Linked DNA regions of Homo sapiens: region 2 is linked to region 1. Evidence: chromatin contacts called from ENCODE Hi-C data. All regions are on one chromosome and are shown on one strand. Each heading gives the region's core, a stretch centred on a gene start or an enhancer-like site at or near the end of the contact. The rest is flanking DNA. Distances are from core to core; before and after follow the strand shown.

Region 1 (2,723 bases), core at 90-2,589:
AACTCCCGGGTCAGGTGATCCTCCTCCCTTGACCTCTGAAAGTTCTGGGATTACAGGTGTGAGCCACCACGCCTGGTCTCCATCCTGTTGTAATAAAATGTTATAATAAAAAGAAACCCCATCTCTACTAAAAATACATACGTGGAGGTATGTGTTCAGGTATTTGGACTCCCAGATGAACAATCTGTAACATTTGGAGGTAGGAGGCTCCCTTTGTTTGGAATATGCCTACCCCCCTCCGGTATACCTTTGCCCTGCCTATGATCTGTGAGTTAGAGTTAATTATGCATGAAAAGAGACTGAAGAGACTCAGTGGGTGTCCAGGTCTAGGAAATGCAGCTGAATAGAGCAGCAGTGCTGTGGGACCACCAGGTCCACTGTGCTTCCAAGACTTTGTTCTGAATAGTCTTGGGGCCCAAGCTCGGTGTGGAGAGGGTGAATGAAGGATGGGTGGTTTGGGCAGGGGAGAAGAAATGCACTTGGCACGAAAACTGCTGAGAGGACATTCCGTGAACCCCCTGGGGGGGGTGGCTTGGCAAGTCATTTCACCCCTCTGGGCTTGAGTTTATCCTCTCTAAAATGACATGGTTGAAGAAGATACTCTCTACATTTTGTGACTAGTAGAGAGAATTTGTGAGACCACTAATTAAGAATGAGTGTATTATCCAGCCTGGCCAACATGGTGGAAACCTATCTCTACTAAAAATAGAAAAATTAGCCAGGCATGGTGGTGCACAACTGTAATCCCAGCTACCCGGGAGGCTGAGGCAGGAGGATCACTTGAACCCAGGAGGTGGAGGTTGCAGTGAGCTGAGATCGAGCCACTGCACTCCAGCCTGGGTGACAGGGAGAGACTCCATCTCAAAAAAAAAAAAAAAGTATGAGTTTAGGTGTTTAAAAATGAGAGGTAGAAATAAATGCTGATTTACAATGTTATACACAATTTATAAGATTTTAAAGATTTTTTTTCTAATTTTGATAAAGTTCCATGTTGTTGTGAAGACTATTGCTTTGTAAATAGTGTGGGGGGTACGTGTGTGTGTGTGGACAGTACATGTACTCTTCTGTACACACACGCACATGCACACCACACATGATTACCATGGAAGCCGCCATGTCAGTGCGCCATGATTCTGCCCGTGTGCAGGTGACTGCCTCAGGGCTGTGTACTTATCCCAGCTGAGACACTCTCAATCCTTACTCTGGAGATTTAGATCTGAAAGTCCCAGGGTTATAAATTTTTAAGTCAGGGGCTTTAGGATGCACATTTTCCCTCACTTGGACCAGAGAAAACTGATCCAGAGAGAAAGTGGGGAGGAAACAGAGTAAACAAACTGAGAGGAGCCCCTGAGATGGAGAAAGAACGTAGGCAGCATTTGCATTTCTGGTTCCAGTAACTGGGGAGGCCCTGCTATTTCCTGTCATTGAGTTTCTGAGATAGAACAGGATCCTTATGACAACTTCCCCCTTTGGTTAAAGCACAATCAATTTGGGTTTCTCTCTTTCGCAACCAAAGGGAAAAAAATCAATAGCTAACTCACAAGTTCATTGTAGGGAAAAAGTTCAATTAAAAAATATATAAAGAGGCCGAGTGTGGTGGCACATGCCAGTAATCCCAGCACTTTGGGAGGCTGAGGCGAGTGGATCACTTGAGGTCAGGAGTTTGAGACCAGCCTGGCCAACATGGAGAACCCCATCTCTACTAAAAATACAAAAATTAGCTGGGTGTGGTGGCAGGTGCCTGTAGTCCCAGCTACTCAGGAAGCTGCAACAGAAGAATAGCTTGAAACCGGGAGTCAGAGGTTGCAGTGGGCTGAGATTAAGCCACTGCACTCCAGCCTGGGTGACAGAGCGAGACTCCAACTCAAATAAATAAATATATATATATATATATATAACCCCAAATATATGAACATCTAATGTGTCAATAAAAATAAAATAATATATAAAAAGGAGAAAAAAATGACCAATAAATCCATTGCTTTGAGATAACTTATCTTAACATTTGGGAATGTTTTCCTGCTACTTTTCCATGCATTTATGTAAATTAAACTAGAATTTTGACTTTTTTTTTTTTTTTTTTTTTGGAGACAGAGTCTCACTCTGTGGCCCAGGCTGGAGTGCTGGAGTGCAGTGGCATGATCTCGGCTCACTGCAACCTCCACCTCCCGAGTTCAAGCAATTCTCCTCCCTCAGCCTCCCAAGTAGCTGGGACTACAGGTGCCCACCACCAGGCCTGGCTAATTTTTTGTATTTTTAGTAGAGACAGGGTTTCACTGTGTTGCCCAGGCTGGTCTTGAACTCCTGAGCTCAGGCAATCCACCCGCCTCGGCCTCCCAACGTGCTAGGATTGCAGGTGTGAGCCACAGCATCCGGCCATGATTTTTAAATTCATACTTTTTTCACTGAATATATTGTGGCAAGACATACTATTTGATTGCACAACAGGGTGACTATAGCCAATAATAACTTAATCGCACATTTTTAAATGAGTCTAATTGGATTGTTTGTAACACAAAGGATAACTGTTTGAGGGGATGGATAGCCCATTCTCCATGATGTGCTTATTTCACATTGCATGCCTGTATCAGAACATCTCAGCCGTGTGCGGTGGCTCATGCCTGTAATCCCAGCACTTTGGGAAGCCGAGGTGGGTGAATCACGAGGTCAGGAGATGGAGACCATGCTGGCTAACACGGTGAAACCCTGTCTCTACTAAAAAT
Region 2 (2,723 bases), core at 99-2,598, 330 kb after region 1:
AAACTTGTCCCCCTGGTGCCAAAAATGTTGGGGACCACTGGTTTAGGCCACCCGGTTTGCAGTACTTTGTTAGAGTGGCCCTGGCAAACTTAAAAACCCTGACTTTCTCACTTCTCTTGCACCCTCCAAGGTACCAGCCCCATGCTCCTACCCAGTATGCACCTGGCTCTCCCTTGTGTTTCCTGATCTCCAGGTGGTCTCTTTGCAGTGTTTTGAAAGCTCTTTTGATAGTATCTCTTTCTTGTCATGAAGCCTCCTGGATTCCACAGAGAAAATGTGCTCTCCACTGTTGTGTCTGGGCAGAAAACCCCCATAATTATTAAATCCATTCCCTACAACATTATATGGGGTTTTATAAGTCATTCATAAACATACAATATTTTAATTCTGCTGCCATATGTTTTGTATAAATAGTCATGTTTATTTACAAAAGAATGTTCTATTTAGCTGTCAACCCATGGATGGCAGAAAAAATGTTTCATATTTGTGTGTGTGTGTGTGTGTGTGTGTGCGTGTTTAAAGCACCAAACATAATATCCAATGATTTTTGTTATGACACACATGTTCTTTCAGGATAGTGTGTGATAATCAAGTTGTGCTTTTATTTATTCAACTGACATTTGAATCACTTTCCCTGTACCTAACTATCCCACCATGGGCTGTCGTTACTAATCTGAATTTAAAGAGGTCCCTGGTGTCAAGGAGAGCCTGGCTGATTGTGAGAGAGGCAGACAATACAAGTGAAGAAATAGTGTAGCTATGATGGAGACATGAGATAGTGGGATGACTCACAGTGATGCTTTATGAAACCCAAGGGCCACAAAGCTTCAGGAAGTAGGGAAGCAGGAAATGAACTACCAGGATGCAGACTTGCTCTTCATCCCTCATTTTCCCATTTCACACTTTCTTTTTTTTCTTTTTTTGAGACAGAATCTCACTCTGTCACCCAGGCTGGAGTGTAGTGGTGTGATCTTGGCTCACTGCAACCTCTGCCTCCTGGGTTAAAGCGATTCTCCTGCCTCAGCCTCTTGAGTAGCTGCAACTATAGGCACGCGTGGCCGCACCCAGCTAATTTTTTTATTTTTAGTAGAGATGAGGTTTCACCATGTTGGCCAGGCTTGTCTCGAACTCCTGACCTCAAGCGATCCTCCTGCCTCTGCCTGCCAAAGTGCTGGGATTACAGGTGTGAGCCACCGCACCTGGCCCCATTTCACACCTTCTTCCCTCTGTGGCTTCTCTCTATTTCTAGGGAGAAACATGACAGAAGTCAGCTGCTCTAGAATCAACAGACTCCTCTCCAGTTGGCATCCCACCATACAGCGGTGGCGTCATACGTTCATACATATGCTGCAGCCAAAGGGGGAGGCTCATCAACCCAGGAGGCACCCACAGGTGCCTCTCAGAGGTGATGAAAGAGGAAGTGGGGGCAGGCAGAGGTAATGGTTGTAATTTGAGTCACTTCTGTTAACTGTACCCACTTTTAGACAGCTTAATCCACTTTGACTCTGGAAAAGTGTGAACAGAAACCTTGCTGGGTTTGGAGGAGAGACAGCCTCCCACTGCTCTTCCCAGGGGAGTCCTGGAACAGGCTGCCGTGGAGGCTCAGGGCAGGCCTGGAGATGTGGCGCTGGTTCAAGGCCAGACCCGGCTGTGTCAAATTTGGATGGACTAGGAAAAGTTCCTGTACAGAAATAACAGAGACTGGAGATTATGTGTGGGAATTATTCTACTCTTATCCTGAGTATGTCTGTACTTCAATCCTGGTGCTCACTTCAAGAAAGAGGAGGATGGGGTTGCCGTTGCTCTCAAGAAAGAGGAGGATGGGGTTGCCATTGCTCTAGCAGACTACTGTTACTCCCAGAAGCTCACTTAAAGGTTCCATTTCCATAACCAATTACAGAGCAAATGCTTTTTCATAGGAATTGGTCTTTGCGGGGTTGACATTTCAGGTTGCAAAGACCCCGAAGCTTTAGGAAAGCTGAACTTTGCCGTTGAGAAATTTAGGAGGGTAGAAATTGCAACACTATCTTAGCTGCAATTAGCTGGCATTTCTGCCAAGCGCTAATACATATTTCACCCTAACTTCCAGTGAAGGACGACATTGATAAGAATATTTGGGGAGTAGCTGTGAAAGTTCATCTGGTTTTAATAGGGAAACATTGTCCTTTTCTCTGCTGATTGGAGAGCAGGTCAGGCATGAAACTGGCCTCACCCAGGAAAGACTCACATGGTTCATTCTCTCTCCAGGAATGGTAGGGAAAGCACGTGTTTTGAAACACTGGGTTTTCCCTGGCCCGGGAGAAAGTGGATCAAAAGAATCGCTGTTTTCTCCGCTGTTGTTTGGGTTCTCTAGTTTGAAAGGGTCATGGTGGTGTCTCCTGATGGGCCATTAAAGGCAATGTTGAGGAGAATAGAGAAAATACATGAAGAAAGAATAAGGAAAATTGGACATTTGGTAGAAAAGCCCAGGATTCTCTGGAGAAACGTTGGAGGTAGTGCCGAGAGAGTCTGCTGCACCAGAGGTGCCCCACCAGGGGCCCCACCAGGGGACTCTTTAAAAGAATGTTCTTGAGCTAAATTCCTGCCAACCTTCCCATGTAGCTGGTGCAATTTTCACTCCATATTCTGCTTTCTTTATTTTCTACCGCAACTGAATTCTGAGTTCCTAATCCACTGGGACTCACACTTAATAGCCTGTCTATCTACTGGCATTTGTTTGCATT

Evidence for each region. A loop is a pair of places that touch in the nucleus more often than their neighbours do. Pooled maps may share reads with other maps.
Region 2: a map with no recorded cell type shows a loop between it and region 1 (6-fold over the local background). The contact joins two enhancer-like sites. A Hi-C loop is called at or near these places in 5 of 37 single-sample maps with no recorded cell type and 11 of 50 pooled maps.

What each region holds. Positions count from the first base shown.
Region 1 is chr5:32,209,897-32,212,619 of GRCh38, forward strand. No RefSeq gene overlaps it. Among named protein-coding and RNA genes, the nearest start is that of GOLPH3, 37 kb to the left of the region's middle. RefSeq lists a silencer at 1,709-1,868. Within about 2 kb of position 1,340, at least 5 of the 41 ENCODE cell types and tissues checked have a DNase peak (open chromatin) inside an H3K27ac peak, as active enhancers do.
Region 2 is chr5:32,536,848-32,539,570 of GRCh38, forward strand. All of the region lies in intron 4 of LOC124900954 (a long non-coding RNA gene), which reads left to right. Among named protein-coding and RNA genes, the nearest start is that of SUB1, 47 kb to the right of the region's middle. RefSeq lists an enhancer at 1,062-1,271. Within about 2 kb of position 1,349, at least 4 of the 41 ENCODE cell types and tissues checked have a DNase peak (open chromatin) inside an H3K27ac peak, as active enhancers do.